2 separate regions of the Mus musculus genome follow, and region 2 is linked to region 1. Evidence: chromatin loops called from intact Hi-C (ENCODE). Cell type or tissue: gastrocnemius. All regions are shown on one strand. Links, peaks and the distances in the headings refer to the core of each region. The heading gives the core; the rest is flanking DNA. Region 1 overlaps Stat3 (signal transducer and activator of transcription 3). Region 2 overlaps Stat5b (signal transducer and activator of transcription 5B).

Region 1 (10,692 bases), core at 1,862-9,861:
GTGTATACATACGGGCTGCAGACTTTGTGATTGCTCGGTGTGCTTAAGCTGTTCCCTTCAACACAGCAGAGGGCTGCCACAGCCGAGTGTCAGTTCTTGCGCCAGGGTGGATGGACGTGAGATTCAAGTCTAACGGCCTTGTCCACGTTCCCACCATCCCTTTTCTCCATTCGATATCCTCACCCTTCCAGATGGATTCATCCTTCTTGCTTTTTTTTTTTTTTTTATGTTTTTGCTTTGCTTTTTTGAGACAAGGTCTCTCCATATATCCCAGACTATCCATGAATGATCCTCCTACCTGTTTCTAGAGTGCTAGGATTACAGGCATGCATGACCACACGTGGCCTCATCCTTTCTTCCTTTCCTGTTTGCAACCTTGCTTATTATATCAGAAAGGAGGGGAATACTGGGGGTCTGGGAGGAGGAAACCTGGGGCGAAAAACCTGTAGCACACAAAACCTGTACACACTGTCTGAAGGAAGGGGGTGGGGAGCGCTCAGTCTGCTCCACTCTGCTGGGCGGCAAGACCTAGAACGGGCCCTGCACTGTCCCACCATGGGTTGTGGTCTCAGAAATCGCTTCAGCAGCTCTTCCCTGGAGGCTGTGACAGAGCAGCCAGGAGGAGCCGACTAGGAGTCCTGGCTTCCAACCTCTCTGAAGGAAGCAGAGGGATGCTTTTTATATTTTGTACATAGAACTCAACATTTATGTAAACAGTGTTTTTGAATAAAGTTTTTGTTGGTTTGGTTTTTGCAAATCTACCAGTCTGCTTCCTGGTTTACTGGGCTGTGTGATGGATGGGCTTTTCACTAAAGTTGAAGTTTTGTTCCCAATTTTAGCTTGGAGTTATCTCTGCTCCCTCTGCTGTGATCTTAAGGGTGCTGCTGCCCTAAAGCAGTGTCAGAAAGCTAAACACTCTCTCTCTCTCTGTGTGTGTGTGTGTGTGGTGTATGTGTGTATTTGTTAGGGGCTACATGCCCAGGAAAATGTGTGTGTGTTAGGGGCTACATGCCCAGGAAAGCAGGGGTTTAAGGGCTTGGGGAAAGAAGGTGCAAGAATGAAAGCAAAGCTATAGTCCAGGCTACCCCTCCCCAGCAGCCCCCTAAGCAATCACAGGGGCCAGGGCCAGAGTGCCTGTCAACCTTCCTGTGGCCAAGGGCATTAGAGAGCCTGGACAACAGCCCTTCATCCCCTGGCCTCTTCCCAGAGCCTAGCAGGTGACATCAGCCAACTGCTGCCATAGACTGAGAAAGCAAAGGAAACTAGTCAGGACAGAGAGGCCTGCCTTGCCCTAGCTGGACCTCTGGCACCCAGGTACAATTAGTCCAGGACTCAGGGTTGGAGCCTTGGACTTAAAGAGCACACTCCTGGGCTGGAGTGAGCAGGTAAGAGCACTGACTGCTCTTCCAAGGTCATGAGTTCAAATCTCAGCAACCACATGGTGGCTCACAACCACCTGTAACAAGATCTGACACCTTCTTCTGGCGCATCTGAGGACAGCTACAGTGTACTTGTGTATAGTAATAATTCTTTGGGCTGGAGCCAGCCGAGGTCCTCAAATTCAACTCCCAACAACCACATGAAGGCTCACAACCATCTGTACAGCTCCAGTGTACTCATATACATCTTTTTAAAAAGGGGGGGGGCACACTACTGAGGATTGAGGGTTGGGGCATGAGGAACTGTAAGACAGGTTACCTCAGAGTTCCAATCATGTTTGGGGGAAGGAGCTCAGTTCACAGCCTGTCCCAGGCAGGGTGGCTGGGGATTGGAAGCAGGGTCTGGCCCTGCCTCAGTCGTGCTAAGAACACTGATCCCTGCTTCCATCTCTGCAGAGGCGGCACTGGTATCTCTCACCGAGGCACCCAGTGCAGGGCTGGGCTCCAAGGTACTGAGCAGGGAGAGGAGTAGGTGGGGGGTGCTGTGAGCAGGCGCCTTGTCTGTGGCCTTTTCCTCAATTATCGTTGCTGACTGCCCAGGGGCCCTGTAGCCACCAGCCAGGGAAGTGGCTGCAAGTTGTCCCCACTGTAAAGAAGGTGATAATGGGCCAACTGTGGAAGGAGAGGCCTTGGTCTACACCCCAGCCCTCCCGCCCTCCATTAGGGAGCTTATCTGACTCCAGAACAAACACAGCAGCTTTGGGAGGGCAGAGGGAGGAGGCCACTCTGACACTGTCCTGCCACTGGACTATGACCTCTGGCTCCTGGGTCACCTCTTCTGGAGGACGGTAGCTGATGTAAGGTGGGGGGCCTGCATCACCCTGGGAATGAGAAGCAAACAGAACTTCAACCGAGCTGGGCTGCTCTATCCCCTCTTATCATGTGCTCCTAGCCCGGCTCTGCCTCTTCCAAGCACAACCTAGGCAAAGGTGGTCCCGCCAGCCAGCCAGCCCCCACTGCCAGACAGTTCCTATATAATCTTTATTTCTGGAAGTTAAAGTAGTTACAGCAATATACAAAAACAAACAACAACAAAAAACAACCCACAATAATATAAATTTTTACACTAGAAAGTTTACATTGGAATCTGAGTGCAGTGGCCAGAACACAAGCCACTGCACTGAAAGGCTAAGCAGTCTGCAGGCTGGGTGAGGCTGGGGCCAAGTGGGGCCAAGGAGAGGGAAAGTGGGCAGTTCCAGGGGCTCACTATGGGTGGTTAACCCAGGCACACAGACTTCCCAGAGCCCCTGAGGTACAACACCAGCCCCAGAGAAGCCCTCACCTTGTTCCTGGGTCCCCAGGATTGAAAGCCATAAAAATGCCCAAGCCTTGCCTTCCTAAATACCCTTTCAGTTTATAAGTTCAGCTTATTGTATAACTAAAGAACATTGATGGGGTGGGAGAGCAGTAACTGTCTCGAAGCAGAAGGCTGGGGTGGTCAAGGCAAGCAGTTCGTCTTGGAGACAATGTCCTCACTGCCCTTAATTCAGACACTGGTTAACTGGAAGGAAACAATTCCACAGACACTGATCAGCTGAATGAGGTGGCTTTGAGTCACTGAATCTAGCCATGCCTCTGTCAGGAAAGGCTTGCCTTGAACACTCAGTGTTCCAGTAAGCTGAGTGAGCGAAGCAAGCAAGCGACATGGAGGCCACAGTAGGTGCAGGAACTGTGTTCCACCTCACCTGGGAGACCCAATGGGGAGCAGACAGTTGCCAGTCTCAGGGGAGGCCAAGAATACACCACTCATATGAGGGCAGACCTGGAGTATATGTCAGCTTTTGCCCTGTGGTTACAGATATCCCTGGGAACCAAGCGCATAGAATAAGGACCATACTCCCTGAGCTTTGCTGAGGGCCTGTAGTCTGAGGCAGGTTCAAACCTGTAAGGCAATCCCTCTCGACACAAGGTCCTGAGGCAGGGATTCCCAATAGAAGCAGGACAGAGGGCCTTTGGACATGGGAAGGGGACATACTACCAGCAAGGTCAAGTGGGAAAGGAAGGCAGGTTGACCCTAGGCCCAGTAAGGCACCCACAGGGCAGGCTGACCCTGAAACAGGGTCTGGAGTCTGGGTTGGGGAGGGAGTAGGGTGATGACAAAGGCTTTCCAGTGCCCTTGGCCTACCTCACACCTCCAACCGACAAGCATACTGGGTAAACAAAACCCAGGGATATCTAGGTTCTCTCTAGCCTTTGTGTTTGAACCAGAGGCCAAGCCACAGCTCTCGGATCTCTTTTACAGATTTGATCTGCAACCATTCCAGGGTTTATATAGATGATCAGCCTGAAGACAGCGCTGGAGAGGCTGTTAACTGAGTATTCCTTGATATGGAAAGGCTATGCTGTGTCAGTGTGTTTTGCCCTTTAATTCTTATTTTTTTTTTTTTTAATTTAAAGAGGAACCTCTGGGCTTAGTCCTAGCTTCTATGTGGATATTAGCAAGGTTGAAAGTGCAGAGCCAGGAGTTCCCAGCCTGGGGTATCAGCTCACAGAGTGGGGCAACAGGATGCCATGGGCACCAGGAGGCACTTGTCTAACAACCAACCCCGAGCTGCTGAAAAAGGAGGGCAGGCGGGCAGGACAGGAGGTGTTCCCCTTGCTCCCTTCTGCTCTCAGCCCCATCCCCAGACTCAGAGGTGCTCTCCTCTTTACATAACAGTTTATCACCCACACTCACTCATTTCTCTATTTTAAAAAGTGCCCAGATTGCCCAAAGATAGCAGAAGTAGGAAATTAAAAAAAAAAATCTGGAACCACAAAGTTAGGAGTTTCAGACGATATGGGGTTCGGCTGCTTAGGGGTGGAGCACGGGGCAGGTGTCTCAAGTCACGTCTCTGCAGCTTCTGGTTTCAGCTCCTCACATGGGGGAGGTAGCACACTCCGAGGTCAGATCCATGTCAAACGTGAGCGACTCTGCAGAGACACACAGAGAGTGTCAGTTCAGCCACCTGACTAAAGCCGACTCACAAACCCTCATCCCTCTGTACGAGGACAGGGCTCAGGAACCACCAGTCTCCTGTTCCTTCAGACATGGACAAGGTCAGAAAAGCCAGACTTCCTGCCCCTCACAGGAGGGCCTTGCCCTCCCAGAAGAGCACAGTCTCCACCTCAGCCCTCACTCTCTCTTTCAGGGGTCTGAGGCTGCCCTGGGTGTGGTAGCCTTAGCCACACACTGCCACCTGAGACTAGCCTAAATCAAAGGCATCAAAGCCACTCCATTTCAAAGACTCAGTAGAGGAGGCGGGACAGGGGAGGACAGCTCCATGATTTCTCAGATGCTGAAGTGCCGCTGCTGCTTACCCAAGCTGTCAAAGTCTCTTACTGCTTTTACTGTGGCTACTGGGAAACTGCATGTGTGTGAGTATCATTTCCACAGCAGAACATGGCCCTAGAGCCATTTTTTGTTTTGTTTTGTTTTTTCAAGACTGGGTTTCTCTGTGTAATAGAGCCCCGGCTATCCTGGACTCACTTTATAGACCAGGCTGGCCTCAGAACTCACAGGGAGGGATCATTCTGCCTCAGGCTTGGGCCACCACACCCAGCTCTAGAGCCGATTTCTACCAGTGTGGATGGCAGGCCCTGGCTCTGTACAGGCAAGCATCAATGGGGCCTGACCCTCCAAACACTCACCAAACTGCCCTCCTGCTGAGGGCTCAGCACCTTCACCGTTATTTCCAAACTGCATCAATGAATCTAAAGTGCGGGGGGACATCGGCAGGTCAATGGTATTGCTGCAGGTCGTTCTGTAGGAAAGGGGGGACGGCAGGAGTGGGAAGGGCCAGGTTGACAAGACACAATGGAGGGGGAAAAAAAAAAAGAACAAACACACACACACAAGCCATCAAACTCTGGTCTCCAACAGAAAAAATAAAAACTCAAGCTTTTTAAACACACAAGGTCACTCTGAGCACTAAACAAGCCCAGCAGCTACCAGCCCTTCACGGTAACTCTCACCCCATGTCCTCCCTATTCCTGGGGACAACTGAGCACACTAGGACACTAGAAATGAATGCGAAACTGGGAAGGGCGGCCACTTACGGTGTCACACAGATGAACTTGGTCTTCAGGTACGGGGCAGCACCTGCAGAGAGGAAACCCGGGCTTTAACAGATTGTGACTTGCTTTGAGAACATGCAAGAGGAATCCTCCTGCCTCTCCCAGACGGCGTGAGCCAACCTTACAGAAACTGCCCAGACACCGCAGTCCAGCTCTTAGGGCTGTCCTCCCTCATCACATGCTGCTTGCCATCCAGTCTTGCAGTTTGAAGTTCTATCTCTTCCATAGAATTTCCTGAGCTGCAAAGACTTCTGCAGAGACACCTGCCCCACCTCTACCCAGCCTACCGTCAACTCTTTTGTTTTTGTTTTTTGTTTTTTTGAGACAGGGTTTCTCTGTGTAGCCCTGGCTGTCCTGGAACTTACTCTGTAGACCAGGCTGGGCTTGAACTCAGAAATCCGCCTGCCTCTGCTTCCCAAGTGCTGGGATTAAAGGTGTGCACCACCACTGCCCGGCCTACCGCCAACTCTTGTGCATCCTTCCCCACCCTGCCTGAGCGACCAACCATCTTTGTGTAGCGTTAGGCTTCTCCTGTGACCTGGTCACACTTGTGAATTGACTTCCCTGTTTGGTGACCAGCCCAGACACCAACAGGACTAAATGCTTACGTGCTGGAGGCTCCAAAGCCACTTCCAATCAGGAAAACATACCCCAGCCACTGGGAGACAGGACACCAGGTCCGAGAACATGTGCAACAGCCAGGAAACCTGGCCAAGGCGCCATCTCTTTCATGTGTGGGACAGAGAAAGAGACAGGACTGGCTGTCTTCCATCTCTGCCGTTTATGTTGGAAATGTGAGGACTGAAATGTTAGGCCAAGAAATCTGGAAGCCCTGGGGACACTGGCATGAAGCCCTGGGGGTTCAGTTAATGATGCTCGCAGCGGGCCTGGGGCTGTGTGGGTAGGCTAAGAAAAGCACAGACAGAACACTGGGGCTTACAAGCATCCAGCAAGACAAACCCCTGGGAGAAGCCATTAGAAAGTGCTCTTAGATGAATATGCAAGCTCATTTGTGGCCAAGAAACAGGTTAACTCAGCACAGAAGCAAAGGAATTATTGAGGCAACTGTGCTGCCTACAGTTCTAGAAAAGGTCTCTAGAGTGAGAACTGTCACCTTAAAGAGACAGAGGGGATCAGGGAGATGGCTTAGTGCTTAAGTCATCTGTCACCAAGCCTGAGCTCTGTCCTCAGGGGCTACATGGTAGAAGGAGAGAGCTGACACCCTCAAGGTCCTCCAACAAGGACCACCCCCAACACACATGCATACACAATAAGTTAGAGCGGAGAAGAGAAGACTTTCATTCTCCAGTGGTCAAGAGAGAAATATTCTTTGACCCGGCCCGAGGTAGGAGTGCGGGACACAGACTGGAGATGGAAGAGAGAAGGAACATCCTGTTGCTGCCTGGTGAACTTGCTCAAAATCCCTCCAGAGGAGCACAGGGTATATTACAGCCTCCTGACAGACAAGGAAGACCCAGGACGAGGCTCCGGGGAGGTCTCTACTGCAATACTCCTGTAGCAGGGGCAGAGGACAGGGACATACAGGCTCACCTCCCTAAGGGGATCATCTGAACCCCCTACCCTTCCATCATCGGGCTCCGGAGCCCCCAGTGCACTCTCCCTAGGCTCACAGGCAAGCCCATCAGGCAGTGGGCTCCTTTCTCATGCCCAGGCCTTGCCCCTGAGGAATGTCTCTGGGCAGCCTACACAGGAATGGTGATGGAGGTGGATGCCTGACCAGGGGCCTGGATCTTGAAAGCAAAATTAGTCAAAAGGATCAGTGCTCGGACTTCAAAGTCCTCTGTGAAAAGAACAAAGACCAGTGTGAGAGGGACTGATAAACAGATCTTCCAACTGAAGGCAAGGTGGAAGCAGAGATAAGGGACAGACAGGAAGTGAGAGCTGAACTCCTCCACAGAATGAAGAGAACTCAACAGCAGAACAAAGGGAAAGGAAAGTAACCGTCAACAAGCGACTCCTCCAAGAATGGTGGGCAGAGCCGGGGAAGCTGTGTGCAGGTGCTATGTGAACAGAAGCGGTTGGTGAAAAAACACCAGAGCAAGGAGGCCGGCTCACACAAGGCACCTCAGAGCAAGGAGGCCGGCTCACACAGGGCACCTCAGAGCAAGGAGGCCGGCTCACACAGGGCACCTCAGAGCAAGGAGGCCGGCTCACACAGGGCACCTCAGAGCAAGGAGGCCGGCTCACACAGGGCACCTCGGAGCTCAGCATGTGCAATGATCAACAACAGTCTTAGAAAACCAGACTCCTCACCAGCATAAGGACAGAGGCAAGCGTCAATGCAACAAGTTTGAAATGGCTTCAGACCAGACACCTCTGACTCTTTACACTGGGACCGCCCCAGACACTACAGACTTAACACAACATAATTTCTATTTTTCATATAATTTATACCAGCAGTTCTCAACCTTCTGAATGCTATGACCCTTTAATACAGCTCCTCATGTTGTGGTGACCCCAACCATACATTACTTTTTCTTACTACTTCATAGCTGTAATTTTGCTACAGTTATGAATCATAATGGAAATCTCTGTTTTCCTATAGTCTTAAGCGCTCCGTGAAAGGCTGAGAAATGCTGATTTACAGCCACACGCACTCCCACAGAGTAGATGCATCTTGTTTCTAAATGCCAAGTCCACATTCCCTCCAGTCATCATCTCTGGAACATCAACACCTCCAGCTTGATGTCAGCTCTGCCCCAGGCTGCCAACAGCCACTGCCCCAGAAAGCCTTTCTTCAGACTCCTGGCACTGCTCACTCAGGACAGCAAAGCATGCTGGACTCAAATCTGTCTCGGGTCTTCTGGAACCCACTGACTGGAGAAGCACCAGAGAGACCTGCCTTCATTTCTCTTTCTAGTGTTTTAAAGTGGCGGGGTGGGAGGGAGGGGGAGATGGAAAGGGAGAAGAGAGGAAGAGGGAGAGATACTATTTTCATCTTCAGACTTCCAAGCTCCCTGAGGGCTGATTCTGTCCTCCTCTTGAATCCTGAGTTAGTCACCCTGTCAAGGAACCCAATAAACCACTCTTTCCCAAAAGAAGGAATCACCAAGCCCTGCTCCCACAAGATACTCAGCCATGTCCTTGTCTCTCCAAGGATGCGTACTTTCTCACTAGGAAGGAAGGCAAAGCCATGGAAAGTCAACAACTACCTGGGTCGGCTTCGGGGTGCTCCTGGCTCTCGGGCCTACAGTACTTTCCAAATGCCTCCTCCTTGGGAATGTCGGGGTAGAGGTAGACAAGTGGAGACACCAGGATGTTGGTCGCATCCATGATCTTATAGCCCATGATGATTTCAGCAAATGACATGTTGTTCAGCTGCTGCTTGGTGTATGGCTCTACAGACTGGATCTGGGTCTTGCCTGTCACGGACCATGGAAGGAGAGATTATGCCAGTGGAGTGAGTGCTGGAGACTCTGAATGCCCTGCCCAGTGACTTGGAACTGAGGCAATATCCAGGCGGGCTTGTAGAGATCCAGCTGGCTCATAGGCAAAAACACCTGCCGCAAATGTATTAACGGGGTAGGCAGGAAAGGGAGTACAGAAGTAAGATTTCAATCACACTTTTCTACACAAATGTTAGCCAAATGAGTGAACAGGACAAACTGGCAGGCCACCTCTTCAGGAGGCACAGGCCCTCTCTGCCCTTCAGGGGGCAGTAGTACCCAGAACATGAAGTAGCCGGGTGCTGCCAGTGGCCAGCAGGTGGAGCAAGTGATACAGGAGGCAAGCGTTCTTACCACTGATGTCCTTTTCCACCCAAGTGAAAGTGACCCCTCCTTCTTTGCTGCTCTCGCTGAAGCGCAGTAGGAAGGTGCCCGGGGGCTTTGTGCTTAGGATGGCCCGCTCCCGCTCCTTGCTGATGAAACCCATGATGTACCTGCAGCCAAGGACAACCAGTCACGGGCTTGCTGGGAGTAGGTGACTCGTTACACAGGGCAGCCTTACTGCAGAGTTTAACCTTACCCTTCATTCCAAAGGGCCAAGATATACTTTTTCACAAGGTCGATGATATTGTCTAGCCAGACCCAGAAGGAGAAGCCCTTGCCAGCCATGTTTTCCTGGAGAAAAGAATGGGAAAGCAAGTCCACCACCACTCACCCCAGCTCTTTCCTGCCAGAGCCTTCTTACACCCTCAGGTTCCTCTATCCTCAGGCAGCTCCTGACAGCTGCTGGAGAAAGGGGTCCTGGGCACCCCACACCTACCTCCTAACTGAGGGAATCAACAGGATCACTTACTTTGCAGAATTTAGCCCATGTGATCTGACACCCTGAGTAGTTCACACCAGGCCCTGGAAGAGAAAACAACAACCGGATTTCAGCCTTGGCCAAAGCTATTTCTTAAGCAGAATTTACAAAAAGGCCATGCATTTGTACATGTACTTACAGGGTGTGTGCCACACATGCCCACACACACCCAAGCCCAACAGCTGTCCCTAGATTAGGCCAGCACAGATGTCCTGTTGGACCCCTGCTTGTCCTTGCCTTGTGTGGTCTGAGAACTGGCAACACACAGTGACAAAGCTGGCAGCTGGGGTCAGGAGCCTTTTTTTTTTTTTTTTTGTAGGAGCACAGGTCAAAGTTACTTTCAGTCCAGATATTTTTTTAAAGGGGAGAAAAAATTTAAAACTATTGTCTTTGGCTTTTTAAAGAAAGAAACATGCTCTTCAAACACACTTAGCAACCTGGTCCTGGCATGGTGCCTTGCCCTAGGCTGACATGGGGACCCCGACTGAATGACCACCCCCCAGGCCAGACATGTCTGAAGCTGTCAACCTAGGAGCTTCTCAGCCAGCGTTGTCAGCTGCTCGATGCTCAGCCCCCGCTTGGTGGTGGACGAGAACTGCCAGCTGAGCACCTCGGCCACTTGGTCCCAGGTTCCAATTGGCGGCTTAGTGAAGAAGTTCACGTTCTATTGAAAAGAACACATTTGTTCACTTGGATGAGAGAGTGACACTGACAGCCTGCACCCACTTGGATGAGAGAGTGACACTGACAGCCTGCACCCACTTGGATGAGAGAGTGACACTGACAGCCTGCACCCACTTGGATGAGAGAGTGACACTGACAGCCTGCACCGGGGGTGGAGAAGCAGCAAGGTTCAGGGATTTCAGAGAGGGTTGGGGGTGGGAAACTCACCTTGGGGTTATTGGTCAGCATGTTATACCACAGGATT
Region 2 (10,692 bases), core at 1,392-9,391, 56 kb before region 1:
TAACCGTGACTTCACAGTGGGGCCGCCATCAAAGCCTCTTCTGTCACAGAGGCCCCTTGTGTGCAGAATGCTAAATATCTGTATAAGCAATTACATCAATGTACCAGTAATTTTCAAGCCCATAATCAAGTTTAAAGAAGAACAATTTGTTTTATGAAACATGGAGAAAGGCTAATCTTCAATATTACTGTTGGTGCAGGCTTTATCAGCAAGACTTGGAGGAGATAAGCCAGCAGACATCCTGATTAGGCATCACAGCTTCAAAGGTTTAATACCCCCCTAGTGGTATGCCTGCCACAAACTGTAGCATTAACTTGTCTCTGGATCCTTACTGTGCATGCATCTCTGCCGAGGCCCGGGCACAAAGCAGGAACAAGATTACAAGGGAGGAGAGGGCTGCCAGATCTCCGAGGAGGGAGGAAGAGAGAGGCTGGCAGGGACGCAGGGACAATTACTGCGTGAGTCCACTTACGTGAGGTACACGGAAGAGTCCAGATCATGCACACAGGAGGGAGACGGGTGGTGGCTGGGGTGAGGGGCAAAGGGAGAGTTATTCTTTAACGAACAATTTTTGTTTTGGATGACAGAGATTGCACAACGTGTGTGTCCTTAGTGCCACTGAACTGTACACTTGAAAATGGTTGAAGTCAGGGCTGGAGATGTAGAAGCTTGGTGACAGCCAGCCTGGCATCTGTGAGGCCTTGGGTTTCATACTCAGTACAGAGCACAGACTCCCTGTGCTTGCCAAAAACAAAGTATTTAATAGCATGTTTCACTATGTGGTGTTGCAGTTTTTAAAACAAGGGAACAGTTTTATCTAGCAGACACTCCTCCCATCTTTAACACTGAAATCCAAAGGAAGCCAAGTGCTTTCCTGTCTCTTAAGTTTCTAGACAAGGGCATGTCTCCCTGAGGGTTGATGCTCTCTGGCTATACCAGCCAAGCTGAGGCTGAAGGGGATCAATGGAATCCAGGTGTTCCACTGTCAATCAATGGCGATATTCAGAGATGAATGTCTGCTTGCCATTAATAGACAGAACTGGAGCAAACCTCTTATAAAAGCACAACACATTTACTGGGCTCCCATTACCTGGCAGGCTCGGTTACAGAGATCCCAACACACAGTGATGACCACAGCAGACATACATTCCCCAAACTTGGACTCTAGTATCTTATATGAAATGCTCGGAAGTTGTGTATCCAAACCAGGGTTTGAAAAAGAGTTCTGAAACTCTTGTCAAAAAATAATCCCGTCAACAGGGATTACTGACTTTGGGGAGGCTGCAAACGTGTGCAAGCGATTTCTGATCAAGTCAGGACATCTGTCCACCGCTGGCAAAAGCCGATCAACTTTATGTGCCAAACAAGTCGGGGTCAGGCAGGGACAGCAGCACGGCGTAGAACCAGTCCAGCTCTTCTCAGCGGTGCAGTTTTACTTGCGGGGAAACTTGACAAAGCCAAGCCAAATCCTCTTTCAAAGAGGATCTGCAGATTAATCTCTGCCAAGCACGGAGTAAAATTCCATAAGACTCAAGGACCCACACACAGAGGGGGCAGGACAGGAGGCAGGTGGGCTCTTCTTCCCAGGGGATAAAATGTAGATCAATCCCTACTGACACAACAAATGTAACAGGTAACAAAAATGCAAAAATGCATATAATAAAAAATGAGTGAAACATTTAAAAATGACCGCTTGTTTCTTAATCCAGCATTGTTGCAGAATCAACATAATAAACTTTAAAGCAAAAAAAAAAAAGTGTAGGCTCTTAAATTTTCACCTTTAAGGAAATGATTTGAGATTCTAAATTATGTCCTGATTATATATTTGGGAGGTGTTTTCCCCATTTAGGAAAATAATCCCTCATTATTATTTTGTTACGTTGTAGGGAGGGCACGTGCCAATGTCCATGTTCCCATGGGGAGGTTGGGTGACAGCCTGAGGAAGACATTTGTCCTTTGTCCTTTTTTACCATGCAGGTTCTGGCGATTGGACTCAGGGTGACAAGGTTGGGAGCAGGAGCTTCACCAGCTGGGTCATCTCTCCAGCCCCACCCCTCATTTTATATGGAGGAATAAATGATGCTTACTAAATGGCATCAAGAGATTTTCAACATTACAATGAACTGACTTCGGCACTGCACTAAAATAAGCAGCAGCTTAAAGTTCACTCTGCAGTAAAAACTGATGAGTGCTTGATTTGACATTTTAATGACTGACAAATTTGGCTTAGGTATGAGGCCACATTCAAAGTGACACAGACGTTCTATCCATTTCTTCAGAGGATTCTTTTAGTACCAAGCATCTCAAAAGATTGTTAGGATCAACAAAGTAGGTCCAAATTAGGGACACCATGCCTATAACCCCAGGACTTGGGAGGCAGAGGCAGGGCAATCATAAAAGCTCCCAGGTTCAAGGTGAACTTGCACGCTGAGACCCCTATCTCTAAAGCAAAACAACAAAAAAAAAGATGTTCCAAAGAGAAGGTTGGCTGAGGGATGGAGAAGGCAGGGCTTAGCACCACCTGCATGCCTGTGGCTCTGCAGTGGGCCCTGAAGCTCTGGTCAGGTCTTCATACTTGCTTGGAGACAGCAGCTCTCTTAGAGCCTGGCTGAAAATCACAACCTTCCCCATAGTAGCTCCCCAAACTAAATCAACTAAGGGGAAAAAAAAATCTCTGGAGAGAAGCAATTCTTCACTTGAAACTAGATCTCAAGTTTCAAACACCGACTTCTATAGCATTATTATTTCCATGACTATGTATGCTCATGATGTGTGTGAGAGGGCATGCAGCACACATGTGGAGCTCAGAGGACAACTTTGTGGGAGTTGGTTCTCTCGGGGGATGAAGCTCAGGCCTGCACGCTCCATCAGCAAGTGCCTCTTACCTGCTGAGTTATCTCGCCAGCCCTTGGGCATCATCAGCTTTAGGTGCCTTGTGAACGGAGTCCGAGTTCAAAACATCAGCACGGTTTTGTTTTTCTCAGCAAACTCAGTTTCACAAAGACAAGCAAGAAAGCAAACCAAAACAACGTACGCATACACATCCTGTAACCAAACAAAAATAGCAAACCTCCCAGCTGCCTAACAGTCATTTGATAACTCGGCCCATCTGAAACAGAATGGCCGTTTAGTCTCAGAGTGGGAAGACTCGTGGATGACTGGAGACAGCTCTGGTGGATACACCATTCAAAAGCTGCGGTGAAACCACCCATTCCCTGGGTCCTCCTGCCCCCTGCCCAGGCTCCTTGCAGGTGGAGCAACATTCTAAAATTCATGTGCACATATGCGCTTTGGAACACGCAACACTTCCCCACTGACACATTAGAAACAGAAGGAAGATTTCTAGGGGACTGCCTGATGAACCCTCGTCGCTCACAAACCGACAAAGCCCCAGTTAGCCTTTATACTTTAGGGTTTTATTTTCTTTTACATTTTAAATTACAATTTAAAAATCTTTGGGGGAGGGGTGCCTGTGTCCCATGGCACACGTGTGGAGGGCAGTGGTTAATTTTAGGACTAGGTTTTGCTCCTTCCACCACGTGGGTTCTGGGGAGCAAACTCAGATGGTCTGTCTCCCGGAACTGGGATGAGAGATGTGTACCATCCCACCCACAAGTTTTGCTTCTGGAGGAAAAGATACTAGAACTTCTTGACAGGACTACTGGTAATAATAAAAGGAATCCCCCACAGCAGCGTGTTCCCCCCGCCCAACCCTAACTGAGCCTCTCTGCTCCTAAAAGGGGAGGGGCCCAGAGTTGAGAAACACTGTGCAGACACCAGGATCTGAGTTCAATCCCCAGCAGTCGCATGAAAGCCAGACAGGAGGAACGCTCCTGTAATCAATCCCTGCCCTGGAAAGGCAAAGACAGGAAGATCGCCGGGGCTAGCTGGCCAGCCAGTCTAGCAAAATTGGTGAGCTCCAAGTTCTGTGACACTATCTCAAAAGTGCTGAGTTGGAGAGCAGTGAGGATAGACACACAAATACACACACACACACACACACACAGAGGTGCGCTGGTGAGCGCGCTCACCTACACACACATACAGAAGGAGGTGGGCAGCGGGAGCTTGGAGGACGGGCACAGGACGTCCACCATGCAATGGGACAACAGCTTCCAAAACAGAGTGCAGTGGGGGTGTCTGTGTGTCTTGGGGTGGGAATCAGTGTCCCTTAGATGGCAGTGGCTCCAGGAGACAATCTGTATCCTATTTTACAGTTGGCAGTCCCTTATCCTCTGGAGATGCATTCCAAGACTCCAGTGGATGCTGAAAATCTCAGATGGGACCAAATCCTAGAATGCATATAGCTCTTGGGTGTTTACTCAATACATGCACTCTGATGGCTACATTAAAGTTATATATTAGCCACAATAAGAAATGACCAATTGCCCTGGCTAGTTTATTGTCAAACGGACAGAAGCTCAAGTTACTTCCGTAAGATTAGCCTGTAGGCAAGCTGAGTGTGGTGGCGCACGACTTTAATCCCAGCCCTCTGGAGGCAGAAGCAAATGGATCTCTCAGTTTGGTCTACAAAGCGAGTTTGAGGACAGCCAGGGCTACACAGAGAAACCCCCAAGTACATACTTATATACATAAAATAAAAATTAGCATGTAGACGAGCCTGTAGGGCATTCTCTTAATTAGAGTTTGATATGGGAGGGCCCTGCCCACTGCAAGTGGTGCAACCCCTGGGCGGGTGGTCCAGGGTTGTATACGAAAGCAGGCCAAGCAGACCGTGTGGTGTGCACTGTTTTTCCATGGCTTCTGCTTCAGTTCTTGCCTCCTGGTTCCTGCCTTGAGTCCCTGGCCCGATTTCCCTCAGTGATGGACTGTGATGTAGAACTTTAAGTTGAAATAAACCCTTCCTCCCCAAGGTGTTCTATCACAGCACTAGAAATGAAAACTAGCCAGCTTGGAGTAATCCTAACAGCTATGAAAGTTGAATGACTCTTTGAGTTGCTCACTGCCCTGTGCTCACCTCCTCTAGGTCACCCATGGATGAGATGGGGTGACTGGTGTAGCCACTGCGGTACACATGAAGCTGCTGGGAATGAGTTGCTGAATGCAAGTTTTGAAACCTCTCCAGGCTCGATGTGAGGATGAAGACTAGCTAACAGTGACTAGCCAGCAGGTGGCATGCTGTCCTAAGTCCTCCGGACGGAAGGGTGAGTCAGGACCAGGTGAGACACACGGGACAGTGTGAGAGTTCATGGTCCTGAGAACAGTGTGTAACTCAAACACGTGGATTTTTTTTCCCTCTGGAACTTTCTATGTATTATTTTCAGACTACAGTAGTTAATTGTGGGGAACAGAAATCTCAGCAAAGTGGATCCTCGGGTAAAGGGTCACTGATGTACTTCTGTACCAGGGTTACGACCGCCTTGTCCACTACAAGCCGCATATGCTACAAGCCGAGCACTTGAAACTGAGGAACGGACTTTTAAATTTTATTTTAATTAACTTAGGAAGCCATGTATGTAATCCAGCACTCAAAAGGTAGGAAAATCAGAATGAATTAATCCCTATGGCCACATAGGGGGTTCCAGGCCAACCTAGACTACGTGAGACCCTGTGTCAACAACTTCCCATTCCCCCTACAGCAAACGAAAAACCTCATGCTCACTGCAGCTTTTGGGAACAAACTGAGTGAAAATGTGGATCTACTTTACCCAGAAGAAAAGTTTTATGACATCTTGCCAGACAAGATGATGTGTGCCTGTAACCCCAGCACTTGGGGAAGAGAGGCAGGTGGATCTCTGAATTCAAGGCCAGCCTGGTCTACAGAGCCAGTTCCAGGACAGCCAGGGCGACACAGACAAACCTGTCTTGAAAAGCAAAAAAAAAAAAAAAAAAGGTTTTATGAATTCTAAACAGCTTAAAATTTAAAATTAAAATGGATAAAGTGTATACCAATTTCTGATTTCTGAGCTAAGTACAAAAATTCCTCACGATAATTTTCATATTGATTACTTGCTGACACTTTTATATTTTGGGTTACATGCTAATGTCAGGTGGTTTTTGTTATTGGTTTTTGTCTTTTTGAGACAACGTGTCACTCTGTTCAAGACTAGCTAGTCTTTGGCTGGCTTCAAACTGGCGGTGATCCTCCTGCCTCAGCCTCTGGAGTGCTAGGATTACAGGCATGCACTCCCATGACCAGCTTAGAACTAAACTGAACCTGGTTTTGTTGTCTTACTGTTTAAGGTGATGACTACTAAACAATTACACTCCTACGGATATAATCATATTGTTCAATCTCTAGCAGGATAGGCTACTTTAGAACATAAATATTTTATATTCCTATGCACCCAGTGCTTGAAGGTTTCTGGCGCACCCAGAGCTCAGCCACCCATAACACTGAAACTTCAGTCTGTTTCTTTCACTTGGGAGAAAACCTTCAGAGCTGTTCTGGAGACCTTTTCCTGTATTTACCGAGACGATAGAATGAAATGACATTGTTTGAGTTCAAAGTGCAGATACTATTTTTAAAAATTACTGTTTTGTGACGTAGTCTCTATGGAAATGTGTCTACGGTTCCAGCAAAACTTTTTTTTTTCAACTTTTTTGAGATAAGAGTCTTGCTATTTAGCTTGGTCTCAAATTCAAATTCCTGCCTCAGCCTCCCGAGTGCTGGGATTACAGGTGTGCATCACCATGCCCAGCCTAGCAATTAATTTATCTAGTAAAGAAGAAGTGTCCAGCATCAGTTCAAGGAATGTAAAGTCATTTTGACACTTAAAAAAAAATCTATTCCAGTCTTGGGCATGGTGGCGCACACCTTTAGTTCACAGCACTCAGAAGATGGAGGCAGGTGAATCTGTGAGTTTAAGGCCAGTCTGATCTACCTAGAGAGGTCCAGGCAGCCAGGGCTACATTGTCTCAAAGAAAAAAACAACCTACTCTAATGCATACTTCAAAGAGAATGTGCCACTCTTATCCACACTGTTCTCTGAAAAGAATGTAACAATCCAAATAGACTGTCTAGTAATTTTGACACACTCGGAGACATGCTGGTCTAGGGAGGGGATCTGAACATGTAGAAAGCCTTGGTATATGATGAAAATGTACTGGCACACCAGAAAGGGTAGGAAAAATGATAGGATTTTTTTTTGAGCTAATTGTCAAATATTTTGAAACAACTATAGGTCAAAAGTGTCAGCCCATGTAACATATTTGCAAAGCACCTGGCACACAGTGAGTCTCAAAATATTAATTATTGGGCTGGGTGTGGTGGGACAGACATAGTGTCAATCCCAGCACTTGAGAAATAGAGGCAGGAGGATCTCTATGGGCTCAAGGCTAGCCTGGTCTACAAGTGAGTTACAGGCCAGCCACAGCTTTATAGTAAGACCCTGTCTCTATAATTATGCTTATATATACTATATATATATATATATATACATATTAGTTATTATCATTAAGAAAAAACAGTGCTAATTTCCTCTCATTTCTTTTCTTTTTTTAAAGATTTATTTATTATTATATGTGAGTACACTATAGCTGTCTTCAGACACAGCAGAAGAGGGCATCAGATTTCATTACAGATGGTTGTGAGCCACCACGTGGTTGCTGGGATTTGAACTCAGGACCTTAGGAAGAGCAGTCAGTGTTCTTAACCTCTGAGCCATCTCTCCAGCCCTCCTCTCATTTCTTATATAGTAATTGAAAAATTACATTATTTCTAATTATGTTTATGTGTTGGGGGGGTATTCAGCTGCTTGCCATCTTATTAGCCCTCCCCCAAATATTTGTAATGCAAATATAACATTTTATAATCTCTTGGAAGGGATATTTTAATAATTATGTCTTCATAACCAGACTAGAAGGAATTAAACCAGACTGCATAAAATTTTAGCATTTTATACAAAGTTAAATGGCAAAAACAAAAATGGAAGAAAATCACATAATATATAAGATTTAAAAAAGGGGGGGGGCACTGGGGATAATTTCATTAGATGATCAATACAGACAGGAAAGCAACATTGAAGGAAGACAATAGGCTCTGGAAAGCGAGGGCCAGCCTTGCCTGAAACCAAAAACTTGCCTCTACTGCAGAGGCTTTGATGCTTGCTTATGGAAACCCCTCAGCATGCATCCATTAATGGGGGGGGGGGGGGCAAATGGACTGGGAGAGTTCTTGGAAACGTTGGTCACTGTTTATGCAAACGACTCAGCAACTCCATTCTAGAACTTTCAATAAAGAGAATAGTCTGACGGGGGTGGGGAAAAAATGGACTTACACTGAGTCTCATCCACAATGCTCATCCCACTGCCAAACTGGAAACAACCTGAACACATATTAATTATTATTTATTGTGCCATTTACTCTGGCTTAGATACCTCTGTGGTTGAGATACACCATGGAAAACATATCTTTAAAATGCCGTACACCAATGGGCGGCTCCAGGGACAGACGTCTCTCCTGAGACCCCGACGAACACCAAACGGAGGTCTGTTTTCAGCACACGTCTGGACACTGCCCGTTTCTTGTGGTCCTTGAGCTCTGTTAGCTGCCCCTGTTAGATCCTACCCTGAGTCTACAAACCCCTCCCTGGTTCTCAAACAGTTGAAACCTTTGGGTTATATAGTTTAATGGGTCAACTTCTCATCTACCTTGACCTTAAAAAGCAAATGTGATTGATCACAGGGCTCAGTCATTCACTGGTCACAAACATTTACTTGGTTCTAAGTTGTACTTTGCCTGATAACACAATTAAAAGATTTAGGGATAAGTTTCTTTACTCGCTTCAGAAGCAATGTAAACACACTTGTATGTCTATAACAATGAAGTGATAAAAAAACTAGACTAGGAATTATAAAGAAAAAATTTTAGAATTAGCTTCCCAAATTAGGTGCTTTATTTTTAGAAATTATATATATGTGTGTTAAATGTCAAACACCTGTGTGGGTGTTTTGCTGGCAATGTATAGCTGCACATTCTGTGCTTGCAGTACCCACAGAGGCCAGAAGATGGTGCTGGGTCCCATGGAATTTGACCGGTTTGTGAGCTGTCACGTGGGTGCTGGGAATCCAACCTGGGTCCTTTGGAAGAGCAGCCAGTGCTCTTAACCACTGAGCCATCTCTTCAGCACCAACTCCCCCTACCTCCTCTCACATCTTCTGTTTGAGACATGGTCTCACTCACTATGTTGCCTTAGCTGGTCTGAAGCTTGTTATGTGTAGTCCAGGCTAGACTTGGACACACAGTTGCTGCCTGCCCTTGCCTCCTGTGTGCTTGGATTAAATGCATGTGCTACACTGTGCACTACCTCCAAATTGGGTTTTGTTTGCTTTTTTTTTTTTTTTTTTTTTTTTTTGGTTTTTCAAGACAGGGTTTCTCTGTATAGCCCTGGCTGTCCTGGAACTCACTTTGTAGACCAGGCTGGCCTCGAACTCAGAAATCCACCTGCCTCTGCCTCCCGAGTGCTGGGATTAAAGGCGTGCGCCACCACGCCCGGCCGTTTGCTTGTTTTTGTATTTGTTTTTTAATTGTCTCTTGAGTCTTATGTACATTTGAACTCCTTTTTTGGAAATAGCCTTAAAATATGCAGACTTGGGAAAAACTTGTTATTTAAGTTCAAAAAGTCAAATAAATACCAGGATACAGTTAAGTAGTTAGTTCTAAATGAAGAGAGCAGCAAAGAATTTTTGTATTAATTTAAAAATATATTCTGAAGCTTGCTGGTATTATGTTATGTCAAGTTTGAAGTCCCAAATTTGTATGGATGTTTAAAACATCCCATGGTCTGGTGAAAGTGATTCCAATACCTAAGGGGAAATAAAGAAATGATTCTAACTGGTTATCAGAGGATCCTACTGATAAATCAAGAGCCCAACAGAAATAGCAATAATAAATGAGCTGAACATGAAGAAAGCACATCATTTAATATATTTTATTTTCTCAAACACTGTCTAGCTGTGTAGCCCTCACTGGCCTAAAACTCACTATGTAGACCAGACTGGACTCAAACTCACAGAGACCTGCCTCTGCCTCTGGGTACAGGGATTAAAGGTGTGTGTCCTCGGGATACCCCACAAGAAAATGTAATTTTGATTTAAATGAGAAAGGTGTATTTTTAAAGACAGAAGAGTAAGAGGTAATAAAAACACCCCCCAAGTCAATAACAGTGCCTCTGTTTTTGTTTTTTTTTTCTTTAAACACGAGCAAGAGGCAGAAACAGGTGGATCTCTGTGAGTTGGAGGCCAGCCTGGTCTACATAGCAAATTTCAGGCCAATCAGGGCTCTATAGTGAGATTCCCATCTCAAAAACAAACAAAATAAAAAGTAATCTGAGCCTTTAACATAAAAATATTTGTTTTCATGCATTTTAATTATCATGGATTTAATATATAAAGCACTAAAAGAAATGAATGCTATATTTATTTTATTGTTGCCCAAATTGGGTTAAAGCAAAATTCCAGTATCTCAAATTCCATTATGGTAAATTATAAAGCCCAACCCAAGGTAAGGCAGACGTCTAGTTACTTTAGGTGAAATAAATAGATGTGCTAGGCTCAAAGGTATTTTCATACAGTTGTCGCTGTGGTCGCTCCATGGGTGATAAGCCTGAGACAGCTGTGCCCCAGAATCCTCCAGCAACATCACCTTGGAACTTATCTTTAGTTCTCTTCTGTAATTCTTCAGGAGTTAAAAAAATGTCTTCATGCGCCGGGCGTGGTGGCGCACGCCTT

The links. A loop is a pair of places that touch in the nucleus more often than their neighbours do. Peaks named below come from ENCODE experiments on the same cell type or tissue, not always from the same donor. Only the 100,000 strongest peaks of a DNase experiment are listed, where the experiment ranks them.
Region 2: a loop joins it to region 1, with 2.2 times the contacts of the local background. A loop is called at or near these places in 2 of 42 quality-filtered maps.

What each region holds. Positions count from the first base shown.
Region 1 is chr11:100,884,409-100,895,100 of GRCm38, forward strand. Stat3 (signal transducer and activator of transcription 3) reads right to left here. Exons shown (of 24, transcript NM_213659.3): 16 at 10,656-10,692; 17 at 10,293-10,428; 18 at 9,756-9,808; 19 at 9,483-9,577; 20 at 9,257-9,396; 21 at 8,666-8,878; 22 at 5,478-5,520; 23 at 5,070-5,182; 24 at 2,398-4,352. The coding sequence ends at 4,297. It overlaps Stat5a (signal transducer and activator of transcription 5A), which reads left to right. Exons shown (of 20, transcript NM_011488.3): 20 at 1-761. Among named protein-coding and RNA genes, the nearest start is that of Stat5a, 30 kb to the left of the region's middle. In gastrocnemius, for the core only: no CTCF peak of the experiment used is centred there; DNase peaks (open chromatin) are centred at 6,273 and 9,218; H3K4me3 peaks cover 346 bases; H3K27ac peaks cover 3,678 bases.
Region 2 is chr11:100,828,522-100,839,213 of GRCm38, forward strand. All of the region lies in intron 1 of Stat5b (signal transducer and activator of transcription 5B), which reads right to left. Among named protein-coding and RNA genes, the nearest start is that of Stat5b, 17 kb to the right of the region's middle. In gastrocnemius, for the core only: CTCF peaks have their summits at 5,117 (motif pointing right) and 8,955 (motif pointing right); no DNase peak of the experiment used is centred there; H3K4me3 peaks cover 1,978 bases; H3K27ac peaks cover 4,365 bases.